Regions from separate parts of the Homo sapiens genome. Here region 2 is linked to region 1. The links are chromatin loops, found by intact Hi-C in ENCODE. Cell type or tissue: heart right ventricle. All regions are shown on one strand.

What was found. Peaks named below come from ENCODE experiments on the same cell type or tissue, not always from the same donor. Only the 100,000 strongest peaks of a DNase experiment are listed, where the experiment ranks them.
Region 2: it touches region 1 in a loop (2.0-fold over the local background); 12 of 110 quality-filtered maps call a loop at or near these places.

What each region holds. Positions count from the first base shown.
Region 1 is chr12:124,506,112-124,514,111 of GRCh38, forward strand. The region is part of intron 2 of NCOR2 (nuclear receptor corepressor 2); the gene reads right to left. LOC105370047 (a long non-coding RNA gene) reads left to right here and starts at 7,111. Exons shown (of 3, transcript NR_188646.1): 1 at 7,111-7,586. RefSeq lists enhancers at 1,356-1,941, 2,530-3,115, 2,643-2,752, 6,192-6,740, 6,741-7,289 and 1 more and a silencer at 2,254-2,468. In heart right ventricle, a CTCF peak has its summit at 4,346; DNase peaks (open chromatin) are centred at 430, 1,770, 3,820 and 6,760; H3K4me3 peaks cover 2,559 bases; H3K27ac peaks cover 7,868 bases.
Region 2 is chr12:124,429,845-124,437,844 of GRCh38, forward strand. It overlaps NCOR2 (nuclear receptor corepressor 2), which reads right to left. Exons shown (of 49, transcript NM_006312.6): 11 at 771-943. Among named protein-coding and RNA genes, the nearest start is that of MIR6880, 97 kb to the left of the region's middle. RefSeq lists enhancers at 2,725-3,332, 3,333-3,940. In heart right ventricle, a CTCF peak has its summit at 3,799 (motif pointing left); DNase peaks (open chromatin) are centred at 2,757 and 3,461; H3K27ac peaks cover 4,896 bases.

The DNA.
Region 1 (8,000 bases):
ACCTCCACTCCAGGCCACATTTATCTCATGCTAACACCAGAGGCAGCAGACGCTCCAGTTCCATTCACCAAACACAATTCGCCCCACTGAACAGATCAGAAAACTGAGGCTCGGAAAGGTGAACTGACTTGCCCAAGGCCACACAGTCAGGATACGGGTGCCCAAACCCCCGGCCCTCCCCACGGCCCTGCCAGCCCAGGCGCCCGCCCTCAGTGAACAGAAAGGGAAGTGGCGTTGGTCGGAGCCTCCGAGGAGGCCCGTTACTGTTTCCAATATAATTGGAGCGTTCCTGTCCGCTGGACGGCAGCCAGCTCGGCCCTGCTCCCCCGCCACGGCGAAGTATGCTCAAAATCACTTCCTCCTCCCCTCCTTTTTTTTTTGTTTCCATTTAATTTTAAAAGGAAGAGAGGGAGATAAACCACAGCAGGACGAACCCTCCCTGCACTCCAGGTTCCTGTGGCTCCACCCGAGAAGCCCTGCACGGGGAGCGGCCCTCCCCACTTGCGTACTTCACAAACATTACGCCTGGTTCTGCCGCCTCTTCCTCATTAAGTTCCGGGCGCCCCAGGAGGGACGTGTTTTCCATTAGACCCATCTCCTCCATCTGGCCTTCCCAACAGCAATCTTCTCTGCAGAGGGAAGTGAGGAGTCAGAGAGGAGGCTGGTGTCTGGGCAGTGGGGAGGGAGACGCTGGCACCAGCTGTGTAACCTGGGCAAACCACTTAACCCCGTGCCCCTGGGCTGTGACGGCAGGAGAGAGGGAGGCCATGCCAGAGTGGGGCTCAGGGAGCTGGGTGGCTGAGCTGGGGCTGAGCTCCTGGACAGCACCTGGAGAGGCGGTGGGACCTGGGGTTTCTAAAGGATGCGGACGGGGTTGGGGTCCTGGGTCTTCATCCGTTTTGCTTCATGGCTAAGAATGAACCAACAACCCCAGACTACATGGAACACAGCTCCTGACATTATGCTGAGTGACAGAAGCCAGCCACAAAAGGACAAACACTGTGCGATTCCACTCGTAGGAGGTGGCCAGAGTCACTGAATTCATAGAGACAAAAAGGAAAATGGCTGGGACCAGGGGCTGGGGAGAGCGAGGAAGGGGGAGTTACTGTTTAACAGATATAGCGATTCAGTTTTGCCACATGAAAAGTGCTGGAGATCGGTTGCTAAACAATATGGCTATTCTTAACACTACTGAATTATCTACTTACCAATGGCTGAAGGTAAATTTCACATTATATGTATCTACCACAATTTAAAATTAAACAACACCTCCTCCAGGGAGACCTCCCTGATTGCTAGTGTTGTGCTTGTGTTGTTCCGCGGTGGCCCCAAAGGCTCAGGCTGCCCCCATAAAAGGCAAAGTGTTGCCAGTGGCCCCGGCACTCAGCAGGCCCTCAGAGCCGAGTGCAGCATGCGTCCAGGCCTTGTCTCTGGCCCACCTCACCTCAGGACCCCATGACGGCCACAGGGCATGGCTGGGCAGCGACTTGCACCTCTGATCCCTCGGAAGCGCCCGATAAGCTGAGCTCTCCCCTCGCCAGCTGCCTCCAACCCAGGTGGCCTCAAGGCCAGGGCCCAGGGAAGGGCTGACTGCTTCAGAGGGGCCCCTGGACCCCAAAACTTGAGGCCAGGGCCAGAGCCCTTCTCTCTGCCCACCAGTCTGCAGTCTCTGTCCCACCCGCTCATGTCCATGCCCAGACCCCGAGTGTGAAGGCGGCCTCCGCAAGGTTCCCACCGACTTCCCTGCCTCCAACATCTGGCAAACACATCCACAGCTGTGCAGCTGCCGGAAACGCCTCCTCCCGCTTCTCCTCCATGCACGCAGGCCCTCAAGGATGGCTTTCTGAGGAATTTATGGGGTCGCCTCTAGTATTTCAGGGTAGATCCCTGGAGGCATCCACCACATGTGAATGAGGACAAATGTTTCTGCTGCTAAGAATAGCTGTGCCAGCAGCAGCGTCCAGGGCGACAGAGCCCACCCACTCAACAAGGGTCCCCTCCTGCCTCCCCAACCCATCCCAGCCCCCAGCAAGTGGCCAGGCTGGACCACAAAGGGCCTGGATGGGAGGACCCCACTGCCGCCTGGGCTCCCAGGCTAAACGGGAAGAATCCACTTTACGTCAGCTCTGTCCAATGCTCAGAAGTGGACGCATCTGGGCCATTCAATTACCCCAGGGGCATTGATCAATAAATGTCTGATGACGGGACAGTGATCAAGAACCCAAAAGGTCCTATGGCCCCTGCAGCCAGGAGCTCAGACAGTAAACAAATGCTTCAGCGCCCAGGAGTGGCGACGGCTGAAGCTAAGCGTCTACCTGGGATCGGATGATCCACCCGAAGAAGGGCAGGGACAAAAAGCAAGAGGAGAGCTGTAGATACCCAAGACCCTGCCGGAACACAAGGGCCCAGGCAGGCACCACGCCGAGGGGAGGGGCCCGCAGGAAGGGGGTGACCGCAGCTCAGCCCCAGCCAACACTGAGCAGAGACCCAGGAATGTGGCCCCCAAACATTCCTGATGTTCCAGACCCTGCTGGAACAGGGTCCACGTGGGGCAGGGGGTCCACGGCATCCAAATCTTTCCAGCAAAGCCAAGAAGCCCAATTTTGAGACATCTCCCGATATTTCTAAAAAAACACTGACTATAAAACCAACCCAATAAATCAGTCTGACAGCCAAATACAGCCCAGGGGCTGCCAGGACATGACCTGTGGCTTATGACGTGGTCACTGGACGCCACAAGAGAGGTGAGGGAAGGCTGGGGAGCTGAAGCGGGCTGATGGGGGGACAGGAGGTGGAGCGCCAGCAACGGCTTGGAGGGGGGACCCAAGAGGCCCTCAACTATTAAATATAACAGGAATGAAACTTACCCAGTGACTCATCGGCGCCACCTGCTCCACCCCAATGGGACACACACACACTGGCCATGAAAGGCAGGCCAGGCAGGGACCCCAACCTGGCCCCATCTCCAACACAGGGAGCAAGACACAGTGTCTCTGCCCACCCGGCCCCACTCCGTGCATGCCACACCCCAATTTCCCTGGGCAACCACCCCCCCTGCACCCTCAGTCCTGGGGTCTCAGGGAGGCTGACCCAGCCCTCCAGCCAAAGTGGCACTGGCTTTGGTGGGGGGGGGGGGGGCTTAACTCTGAACTCTCAAGCTGAGGCAACAAAACTCATTCCCATGATATTTGCTGGAATATTGGGAACAAGAAGCTGTCCTTCCACTGGGGCTACTGAACTGCAATTATTAGTCTCAGGCTAACAGGGACTGAAAGTGGGGAGCACCTGGACCCAACTGTGCCTGAAGCTTCTCTGAGGTTTTTTAGTTACTTGAACTATTTGTGCTAAATGCAGGAGGCAGAGGGAGTCTGTCCATTGCAACCAAGAGACCTAAGATAGCAACCCTCCTAAAACACAAACTCTCAGATAGGATCTCCCTGGAATCAGATCTCTTCCACCCGCTAGGTCCCTTATCCATGTAGGTGAGGACAGGTCCAAAGCCAGCCAAGAAGAGGCCAGAGAAATGGAATGGGAGACCCAGGCCAGACTCAGTGTAGGGGGAAGGGGCCAGGCAGGAGCCAGGGAGAGGCCTGTCCTGTGTCACCCTGAAGGGAAAGTGGGTGGCTCCCAGTCCCTTCCTGAGCTGTCAGTGGCTCTCATGGGTGAAAGAGCAGGCGGCAGCTTTGCAGATGAACACTGCCCAGCACAGCCCAGCTCTGATCTGGGTCACTTCTCAGAGGCAGACACACCCCCCGACGGCCGCCCCCCACAGTAACCTGAGCCTCCGGACCTCGGTTTCCGGAGGAACATCACGATCTCTCTTGGAGGGAATGTCTGCTAGCCGCACCGCAGAACCAAATGTGCTGATAAACCTAGGCCAGGTTGAGCAAGCCTGGGCTGCTCCCGCCAGGCCAGAAAAAAGAGGCATTGTCTGCAGCCAGGAGCCACCACATGGGCTGTACCCATGGGCATGTCTTGGGGCCATCCCTGCCAGGCCTTCAGTTTCCTGGGTTGTAAAACAAGTGGCTGTTCCAGGCCTCGGGGGCAGCCAAGGCCTCAATCTGGAGCAGGTGGCGACCCCAAGCCCCCACCCCACAGGCACTGATGCACCCCAGCTCCGCTTCTCCTCCCGACCTCCATGGGGCCATGTGCTTGTTACAGCTCCCGTTTCCTAGGTGGAAGACTGAGGCTATTTGCACAGGGAGGAGCAGGGCAGCGGGAAGATGAGCAAATGCCACTTCCATCTTCCACGCCGCTGCCCTGAGCAGCCACGGGAGGGAACACCTCGCAGCCACTGGCACAGCCAGTCCCCAACACAACACTTGGTGGCACCAACTCCTTCCTCACAGCGCCCCCGTGAGGGATTCTGTTATCATCCCCATTCTACAGCTGGAGAGACTGGCACAGAGAGGCCGAGCAACTTGCCCAAGGTCACACAGCCAACAAGGGCACAGCCTGGATGCAAACCCAGGCGAGCCACCTCCTGTGTCCAGCTCACCCACTGTGTCCTGGGACCCTGTCACCAGCATACCCATGCCTGCTGCTTAGGTTAGAGGAGACTGTTGTCTCTCCCACCAGGCTGGAGCCAGGCCTTGCAGCCCTCCCATCCCATGTCCCTGCTCACAAGACCAGGCCAGGTCCTGCCAGCCAGAGGTGCCCATGGGCCGCCGCGGACAGGCTGTGGGCATCTCCATGTCCACTTGAGAGCCTGCTGCACACTGTCCACCCCGGGCCCAGGAGGAGACGAAAGGCCACATCCTCACCTCCCTCACGGCCCAGCTCCGTGACCTCCCTCATCAGAACCCGGAATCTGGACTCCAACCTGTGCTGCTGCATTTCCTCTCCCCCCACAGCCCCAAACACAAGATCCATGAAGCAAGAGTCACACCTTTGTGTCCCCCAGAGTCCCAGCACACTGCACATGGCAGGTGCTCAATAAATGTTTGCTGAATGCATGAACATGCTAAGAGCAAAATCGCAGACGTGGAGCTGAAGCTCAAAGACCAGTTTGCAAACAGAGAGACTGAGGCTGAGAGCACAGACAGGGTGTGCTTAAAGCCCAGATTTCGGGGTACCACCTACACCAGGCCAGGTCCATCAAAGGCAGCCGAGTGTCCCAAATATCAGGTAACTGACCCCAGGTCCACACAGCCGGCCGGCTCCACTCCAGGTCTCCAAGTGGCCGAGAACTCTGATCCCCACTCCTGGAAGCCCCAGTGCCAGCCCCCGTGGCGAGACTGTAAGGCCGTCAGTGCCACTAAGGAGCTGTGTGGCCTCTGCCAAGTAGCCTGCCCTCTCTGGGCCTAGTTTCTCCATTTGTCAAGGGCACCCGGCAAACCTGGGGCTTGCTGGGGGATGAGTGCAACCCGGGTTCTGCAGGAGTCACCAGACGCGTGGGGAAAGGGCGTCCGGGGCCTGGGGCAAAGCCGGGGTAGAATCCGAGAGCCTCCTGCCTCTGGGTCCTGTCCCCTTAGCAGGGCTGTCTGAGGGGACAGCGAACAGCAGGCGGCAGGTGGGGTCTAGGGCCTTGTGGATTTGGTTCTCGGCAAGAAAGGCAGGTTCAAGCAAGGCGTCCTTCCTGGAAAGTCCAGACTCCCCGAATGGGGCTTCATGCACTCCCAGGCACAAAGGGGTTCTCGGCCACCCAAACTTGTCCTGCACCCTCAGGCTTGGAGTGGGGAACAGTACCAACCCCCGCCAGGGCCAGTTCCCCCACCTCCAGAGACTGGCGTCGCCAGCTGTGTTCATTTCCTAGGGCTGCCATAAAAATGACCACAAACCAGGAAACTTAAAACAACAGTGATTTATTTTTATTTTTTTATTATTTTTTGACAGGGTCTCACTCTGTGGTCCAGGGTGGAGTGCAGTGGCACAATCATGGCTTACTGCAGCCTTGACCTCCTGGGCTCAATTGATCCTCCTGCCTCAGCGTGGGACTACAGGCAAGCCGCCACCACATCCGGCTAATTTTTGTGCTTTTTGTAGAGACAGGGTCTCGCCATGTTGCCCAGGCTGATCTTGAAATCCTGGGCTCAAGTGATGCGCCCACCTCGGCCTCCCAAAGTGCTGGGACTATAGGCATGAGCCACCTCGCCCGGCCAACGACAGCAATTTATTCTCTAACAGTTCTGGAGCCTGGAAGTCCAAAATCAAGGCGTCAGCAGGACCCTACTCCCTCCAGAAGCTCAAAGGGAGGCTCCTTTCTGCCTCTTCCAGATGCTGGTGGCTCCAGGCATTCCTTGGCTTGCGGCTTCAGCCCTCCAATCTCTGCCTTTGTCTTCCTGTAGTTCATGTAGTCTTGCTCTCTCCTCTTCTGTCTCTTCTAAGGACACTGGTCTTTGGATTCAGGGCCCACCTGGGTAACCCAGGATGAGCTCATCTCAAAACACATCTGCAAAGACCCTTTTATCAAATACGGTCTCTCTCTGACAGGGGCTGGGTTACTAGGACATGGACCTAACTCTTGGGGGTATCACCACTCACCCCACTCCACCAGCCCCCGCCTTTTCTGACATTGCCCATTTCCTGAAAGCTCACTCCCTGCCTAGCTCTGAGCCCAAGCCCCAGCGGAACCCCATGAAGCAGAGGGGGAAACGGAGGCACAGGGAGTTCAGCCGATGCCCAGGGGACCAAGTGGGGCCAAGGTTTGAACCTGGCTTTCCGAGTGGCCCCAACACAGTAGCCGCTGGGTATTGGCCTCCCTCCAGTTTACAGGAAACAAGGGACTCTCACGCCCACGCCTCTCGGCCGAGGGCCAAACTGACAGTGAGTCACCCCCACTCCACAGGCCAAGAAGCTTGAAGCAGCTCATCGAGGGGGACCAGACAAACGGTGGGGCCAGGGAGGGCTTCCTGGAGGCTCAGCTTGCTCCAGTGTCAACAGGGGAGCAAATCCCACCTCCCGCTGCTCTCTCGGGAGGACTCAGCGAGACCCTGGAAGGAGGCAGCTTGGCACACAGGCCCCTGGCAATCACCACCTCCCTGGTTATTAGCAGGCCTGGCCCAGCCCACACAGCTGCCCACCCAGCCTCTGACCCCAGCCACAGAAAGGGCCCATTATGACATCACAGGCCAGGAATTATGTTATTAGCCTGGGAAGGAGGCTGGCCTCAGGAACAAAGGGCTCATTGTCATGCAAATGAACGACTCCGGAGGAAGAGGGCAGTTCCTCCACTCTGGGGTGCCCCTCCTGCCCTCTAACTTCTAAGCCACACTGGAAACTGACCCCCAACCTTCAGAAGTGTGGGCATCTCTGGGCCTCTGCTCTGGGCTAAATGAGGCGCACTCTCTCAGCCTGGGAAACGGGCCCCTGCCAGTTCTGAGCCAGATCCCCAGAAAACAGGACCCGCCTCGGAAGATAGGGATAGTAGAGGGACTTTTGGGGATGAAACAGGATGATCCCCTTAACATGCTAAGCATGACCTTGAGCAAAGAAGCAACTGCCTTGGAAATGCCATTCAGTTGGTAATACTGCAGGCCTGCAGCTGTGTGTCTTTGAGCAAGCTGCCTACCCTCTCTGTGCCTTATCAGGAGAGGGTGACTCTGTGCCGACTTTACAAGGCTATGGGAAGGACACAATGAACTAAGGTATGTGGAATGCTCACCTCGCCTTGGTCCTCAACACACAAGGCTGAGGCTGTCACCACCCCTCCCCCACTCCCCGTACCTACAGCATCCCTGGGTTCCTTCTCATGACTGTATCTAGGAGGGGTAGCTCTCTTGGGATGCTTGGTGGGTACCCCAGTGGCAGTCAGAGAAAAAGCATGAGAACTTTTCCTGGTTTTCCAAATCATCCCCAAAATGCAGGGCCTCCTTCACCAGAGAGGCCCCATTTATGGGGAGGGGACAGGCTGAGGCCCCGTGGAAGACACTGAGTCAGGCACAACTGTCTCCTAAGTGCCTGCTACATACCCAGTGCTGGGGACACAGCGGTGACAAAGATGAACAAAATCCTGGATGGAGGGGTGCTGGAGTGTGAATGTTTATGTCCCCCCAAAATCT
Region 2 (8,000 bases), 76 kb before region 1:
ACCCGGGGTCCTGGGGAGGCATGGAGCCCCCACCCCAACCCAGCAAGGCCAAACCCTGTGACATGGGCAGCTCAGTCCCTTCCTCTCTCCTAAAACACCCTGAAAAGCCCAGCTACAAAGATCTGGGTTCAAAGCCCAGCTCTGCCTCTTTGGCCCTGGGCCGAAGTGTTTCTCTCTGTGCCTCAGTTTCCTCCCCTGTCATATGAGGATTCAAAAGTGGCACCTGGCTGCCTAGAGCTGTTGTGGGGAACTTAATGAGACATGGCTTGTGACTTCAGTTAAGGGTGAAAGGTGTTGTTATCATTACCAATGAATCGCCTTATCTGTGCATCCAAAGAAAAATGGCCATAGAACCACAGCTGCCTGTCACCAGGCACCTCTCAGATGGGGCCCACCCAGTCCTCACAGCCACTGGGGGAGGCTGACAGCGTGGTCTCTTAGCCACGTCTCTCCCCTTTGTCCCACACCAGGGATCTCAAACTCAGCTGCCTTCAGGGGTCGTGCAGGCCCCAGAAATGAGTGAAGCTGGCAGGTGCACGCTATGGCACATGGGAAGAAGTGCTTGTCCCCAAAATGTATTTAAGTTCCAAGTAAGTATTAGGCCAAAGAGGCTCCACGTGACACAGGCCAGGGTCTGGTAGGGCCCTGGCCACTGGCCTGAGAAGCTGCTGTGCTGTTCTGTTCCTTCCTGGCCAGGCCATCTCTACTGAGGATGCTGGAGCTGACCCCGGGCCCTGACGTCGGGGGCCCTGGGCTCAGGCCCCGCTCACCTCTGCATGCGCTCCTGCAGCTCGCGCTGCTTGCGGATCTCAGGGAACTGCTTCTCGTAGTACTCGCGCACCTTGCTCTCCTTGGCCCGCCGCCGGGGGTTGTTCTCGATGCGCTCCACCTTCTTCTCCCAGGCCTCCATGAGCTGGTCATAGCGCTGGCAGAACTTCTGCTCCTGGGAGAGCGCAGGGGGCACTGCGGAAGATGCTCCTGCACCTGGCACCCGCCGCCTCCCCCCTGCCCACTCACATGCAGGCAGACACACAGGTGCGTGCGCACACACACAAAGTCACACAGGCACACACATATACAGTCAGATACAGCCACACAGACACATACATACAGGCACACACATACAGTCAGATACACACAGGCACACAAGCACACAGGCACATACAAGTCACACAGGCACACACAAATGCAGTCACACAAACACACATATACTCAGACACAGTCACAGACATGCACATACAGGCACACACATACAGTCAGACAGATATACACAGGCACACACAAGTCACACAGGCAGACACACATGCAGTCACAGACACACACAGATACACAAAGTCACACAGACATGCACACACAGGCACACACACATACAGTCAGACAGATATACACAGGCACACGTACATACAGGCACACACAAGTCACACAGGCAGACACACAGACACACACATACAGTCACAGACACACACAGTCACATACACACATGCAGTCACCCACACGGTACACACACAGTAGACACACAGTCACACAGACAGTCACATGGCAGACACACAGACAGATACACAGGCAGACAGACAGACAGACACACAGTCACACAGGCAGACAGACAGTCATATAGGCAGATACACAGAGAGACACACACACACAGATATATACACAGGCACACATACATACAGTCAGACAGATATACACAGGCACACATACATACAGGCACACACAAGATACACAGAGAGACACACACACACAGATATATGCACAGGCACACATACATACAGTCAGACAGATATACACAGGCACACATACATACAGGCACACACAAGTCACACAGGCAGACACACAGATACACACACATACAGTCACAGACACACACAGTCACATACACACATGCAGTCACCCACACGGTACACACACAGTAGACACACAGTCACACAGTCACATGGCAGACACACAGACAGATACACAGGCAGACAGACAGACAGACACACAGTCACACAGGCAGACAGACAGTCATATAGGCAGATACACAGAGAGACACACACACACACATATATACACAGGCACATAAGTCACACAGCCAGCCAGCCAGACACACAGATGGTCACACAGGCAGACAGACACACAGTCAGTCACACAGGCAGGCAGACACACACACATGGTCATGCAGGCAGACATATGACAGACACACACACAGTCCATCACACAGGCAGGCAGGCAGACACACAGGCGGTCACACAGGCAGGCAGACACACACACACGGTCATCCAGGCAGACATATGACAGACACACACACAGTCGCAGGCAGACAAACAGATGCACACACAGGGTCTCGCAGGCAGACATGATGGACACACATACACAGAGTCACACATGTAGACACACAACAGACACACACACATCACACAGGCAGACGACAGAAAGACAGGCACATAGTTGCATGGCTATCCAGCAGACGGGGGCCCCTGAAGAAAACCCACAGACTTCCCCTGAGGACACGGTCACCTCCCTTCCTGGTGAACCGGCCACCCAGACCTGGCCTCCTCTGCAGAGGCCTGGTCCCAAATGGAAGCCACCCACCATGTGTGGCTCAACTGAAATCACAAATCCAGTAAAATTTAAGAGTCGGGCTCTAGTTCTCCCCAGCCATGCTTCCAGTGTCCAGCAGCCACATGCGGCTGGGGCTCCGGCCGCACCAGACAGCCCGGATGGAGCCCACTGCCACACCACAGGAAGCTGTGCTGTACAACATGCGGGCCCGTCAGCCCTGGGGAGGGGCAGCCGCCAGAGAAAACCACATTCCAAGCAGTTCCTCATTCCCCAGCCTCACCCCAAGGACCAGCTGTGAGGACCCCAGCAGCTCCCAGAGAGGGGGCTCTGCCTTCCCTCCAAGACAAGGAAGTCCCTCTCCACATCTAACCACAGTGCTGCCTGCTGCATGTCCTTTGAGAAGAGATCCCCAATCAGCCCAGAGCATAGCTGCCTGGCTTCCACATCTCCAAGGTGACTTGAGCAAGTGGCGGCGGGGGGCGGGGGGTGGGGGCGGGGAAGGGGACGCAGGGCGAGCCACCCACACAACCCCAGTTACTCCACCTCTAACAGCTGGGGGTGGACAGACGGTGTGATCTGGGAGCCTCCACAAACACCCACTTGGTGCTTCGGTACAGTCAGAAAGCCCCTCTCTGGTCCTGGAGCCCAGACACCTCAGCCCCACCCCACCCCATATTTCAGCTGCTGACCAAGGGCAAGCTGTGCCCTCCATCCTCGACAGCCCCGTGACCATGACGGTCCCCACGAGGTGGCCAGGCTGGTGCTGGGTGGCCCAGAACCTAACCCCATGCATGCAGGCTGTGCCAGGAACGCGCTGGAGATCAAGAGGCAGTTCTGGTGACAGACAACGGCCACACGTGCTCGGGGCAGTGGCTGCTGACAGCCCCAGTGAGGGATGGGGACTGCAGGGACGGCAACAACCAGCCCATGCCACCTCGGCCCCTGTCCAAGAGGCCCCAGGCTCATGGGTGAGAAAAGCTCACCTCAAGCCAGCAGAGGAAAGTCACGTGGTGACTGGTGCAGACCAGCGGGCGGAAGCCAACAGGCCACTGGCCAGCGGGGCCTCAGCCTGTCCACATTGCCGGCAGGGCGCTGGCAAGACGGCCCGGCTCTAGCTGGGTCCCTCGTGGAGTGCACGGGTGGCAAAGGCCTCCAGCAGTAGTGTCCCTGAGGGGACATCCAGACACCTCCATGGCCCCAAGCACTGGGCTCTGCCTTCTGCCCAGAACAAGGAAGTCCCCCTCTGGGTCTAACCACAGTGCCACCTGCTGTAGCCTGTGCCTATGTCCACTGTGCTGGGTGTGCATTCGGTCTGCCTCGGACAGCGCAGGGCGGGCAGCTCCGGCCTGGCCTGGGTAGCAGGGAAGATGCTCACTGGCATTTTTCTACAAGGGCAGACCCACTGGCCAGGGGAGGAAACAGATCCCTTCCTCCCTTCCCTCCCTCCCTCTCTCTGTCTTACACACACACACACACACACACACACACACACACACACACACACACACACACACGCACACACACACACAGGGAAAGACTGGAGCCGTCCCCCTCCCGCCCCCCACCCCCGCCAGCTAGTCTGCGGGGTGCTAGGAGCGCAAATCCACTAGGGAGAAGAAGCAGGCCAGCCATGCCTCTGGGACCACAGGCTGAGCCAGTCTCTCAGCCAACTGGGCCTCCAGAGGGTCCAGCTCAGCTTCCCAGGAGATGTGGCAGGCTTGGGGGGCTGTGCTGGTGCTGAGGATCCCATGACAGGGACGAGGCCCTGCTCTCTGGGAAGAGGTATGGGGGTCCCCAGGAACCTGCTAAGGTGTGGGGGTCCCAGGGTCTGAGGGGGGTCTGACTCCCCAGTGGGGGTGAGGCAGGCACATCAGAGTTCTCGGCCAAGCCCCCCTCCCCAGGCCTTACTGAAATCAATGAAGTCAGGGACTTCGGCTTCTTATACCACAACAAAGAGACCATCCCAATCGCCACCGCAGCTTCAGGGGGTGTTGAATTTGTTTCCATCCCTCCTAAGATGGGCCACAAAGCCACACCGGACCCTTCTTGGAAGTCCTTGGTTTCTGCCTGCCTCTTCTCTAGCTTTAAATAAGCCAATTTCTCCCTCCACCCCCTCCACAGACCCCCCAAGGAGCCACTGGCGATCTTTAAAGAACTCAAGCCCACCCCAACTCCACCTCCAGCCTGAGCTCCTTCCAGCAGCTGCAGCGATCCTTTTAAATGGAAATCAGATCCTCTCCTGCCCTCCCGAGAGGAGCCTTCACCCCAAGGGGGGAACCATGGGGGGCTGTCAAGGAGGCGGCAAGATCGCGCTGAATTGGCAGTCATTTTAGGTGAAAATGAGAGGATTTCCTTCCTCGCAGGAGACAGAGGGGGAGTATTTATTAGGGGTGAAGGTCGGCACCTCTGCACCTATTTTCCAATAGTGCAACAACAAACATGTTATACACACAGAGCAAATACAAGGCAATGGTAACCGTGGCTGATTCTAGGTGGTGGGTATATAGATGTGCCTTGTACTCTTCTGTCAAATTTCTTAGAATAAGGACTTTGGATTCTTTACTACAAATACATGTATTAAGAATAAATTCGGTGTCCCACTGCATTCGGAATAAAACCTGAATGTTCCATCCTAGCCTGAGGGCAGATGTTTCCACGCGACCTGGCTCCTGCTGCTGGCCTGCCAGGTTCTGTCCCAAGCTGGTTCCTGCCTCAGGGCCTCTGCACTTGCTATGCCCTCTGCCTGACACCCTGACTCCCAGATCCGCACAAAGCCAGTCCTTTCTGGTCATTCCCACCTCAGCACTGAGGTCCCCAGCCCATCTCGAGAGTCTAGCCCTCTGTGCAGCTCTTCTCCCCAGATTACCGGTCTGTTTCCTGGCCTGTGACTCCCGGGCACCCAGCAGCCCTGTGTGGGTATCTCTTAACTTGATAAACAGATTGGACGCTCGTTTCAAGAGCCTCTCGCACCAGCCCAAGTGCCTGTGGGCACCATCCAGTCAAGGTGGGGGATCTGAGGAAGCTGGGCAAGGCACTGCTGGGCAGCCCACCTCTCCTCACCTATGAGCAGGGCTTGGGTCCCGAGGGCTGCCCGCAGCTTCCCAGGCACCAGCATCTGGCTGGAAGTGTCTCCTCCCTCTAGTACCCAACCAAGTTCGGGGCCAGAGCAGGCAGGCAGGGCCAAGGGAAGACCCTCCTCCCATATAGCACAGCCCCTCCTTCCAAAGCCAGGACCTCCTGCCCCAGCTAAGCCCCTCACCTGGCCCCACGTGCCCACACACCTGCCCAGGACCCCATGCCTGCCCAGGGTCCCCCTCCCCAGGCACTGCTCAGCCCCACCATGTGGCCGCTCACCACACCACCATACCCCACACACCCTCCTGGACTCTCTCGGAACTGCCCCTTGGGGGTTCAGAGCATGGGCTCAGGAACCAGGTGGTCTGGGTTCAAATCTCAGCTCCACCACTTCCCAGCTGTGTGACCTAGGGCAAGTTACTTAACCTCTCTGTGCCTCGATTTCCTCCTCTGAAACATGTGGCTGACCAAGCGCCCACCTCGCAGGACTAAATGCCCTAATGTATGGAGAGCACTCAGAAGAGCGCCTGCAACACAACAGGCACCGGAAGGGCAGGGTGTGCGGGCATCCTCCTCGTCCTTACGCACGACCTGTCCCTGCAGCCTGCAGGTCTGAGGACAGGGCCCGTGTCACAGCAACTGCGAGCCTCACACACAGTAGGTGCTCCGTGACTACTGGCATCCAGGCCCCAAAGGCACTGGATCAGCTAACACCCTGTCCCGGCCCATTTCAGTTCAAGCAGGACTTGGTCATCACCTACTGTGTACCACAGACCTACAGGCGCTGGGCATGACTGAGCCAGGCCTGCGCCTGGGAGGGCCTCTCTGGAGGCCCAGAAAGGATACAGGGAGCTGCCTCGCAGGCCCTGCCTCAACACAGCTGAGGGAGAGAGGAGGTGGGGCAGGGGGCTGCAGGTATGAGGGGAGCCCCTCCAGCCTCCAGCAAACCTAGTTCCCAGCCCTTGCCGCGTCTCTTATCCAAGAATCCCAAGGCAGCAGTCCCCATCCAGCCCGCCTCTTCCCCAGGTGGGGACCTTTTCAGGGCCTCCCCAGCCTTATCCCATTCCCTACCATGTCCCAGCAGCCCCGTGGCTTGGGTGGAGTCAATGACATCATCCCCAACTGTAGAGAAAGTCCCATGAGCCAAAACCAGGCAGCCTCACTCCATCTCCCCGGCATCAGCCACTGGTTCACAGGACGCAGGCCCTCTCCTGGCCTAATCAGAGCATCTGTGATACCATCCGAGAAAGCACAGCTCTCTCCGGCTCCCACCTGCTATGGGAATTCAGGTTCAGTTTGTCAATGTTCTAACATAAGGAGTTGAAAAAACTGCACAGGAATGAAGGGGCTGGGTGCAGTGCTCACACCTGTGATCCCAGCGCTTTGGGAGGCCGAGGCGGGTGCATCACCTGAGGTCGGGAGTTCAAGACCAGCCTGGTCAATGGAGTGAAACCTTCTCTACTAAAAATACAAAAATTAGCCGGGCTTGGTGGCGGGCGCCTGTAATCCCAGCTACTTGGGAGGCTGAGGCAGGAGAATTGCTTGAACCCGAGAGGCGGAGGCTGCAGTGAGTAGAGACCCTGCCACTGCACTCCAACCTGGGTGACAGAGCGAAACTCCATCTCAAAAATAAATAATAAATAAATAAACAAATAAAATGAAATGAAATGTAATGAAATGAAATGAAGGCAAGACTTGAGTTGAAAGACTATTCCTGCCATCTACACCCAACAGACATTTCCAGCTACAGCCATTCCTTTCCTGTTGAAGCCCATCTGAGTCCGCGCTTCTTCCCCTGACAGCTGGGAGAATACTCAACCCTGATCTCCTCCGGGGAATGGGTGATGGCCACGGCCGCCTGAAACCACCACCACATGCCTCTGGCAGACCCAGCCTCCCCGCCGTGGGCTGAGATCCACAGCCTACAGTGAGAAGCAGGAATCAGCATCCTTTTCTGTTTGGATGAGGCCACTGGCCACAAATGCAGGCTCAGGGAAAGGGGGCTCAATGCTTGTCCACTGTCTCAGTTTCCCTGAGCCTGGACCTGGGCCCAGTGCACCAGGAAAGGCTCATTTGTAAGGGTGCGCCTGCGGCCCCTGCTGCCCGGCACACAGCCCACCCTGATCCTCCACCTCTCTCCAAAACCTCTCTTTCTGCCTGAAAAGCCCAGGACAGGTCCCGTGACCAGGGCTTAGCAACTAATTTTCCAGGCCAACATTTTGCTTTCTTCCCTTCCAGGCTGGAAGAGGGGCCATAGAGCCCCCCCACCCCCACCCACCCTGGGGCCTTCTGGAAGCAGCTGTTGTCTTTCCTCCTTTCCTGGCCGGCCTTGGCTTTTCCTCCGCAGCCTGGACACTCAGGGAGGACACAGCTGCGGAACTGAC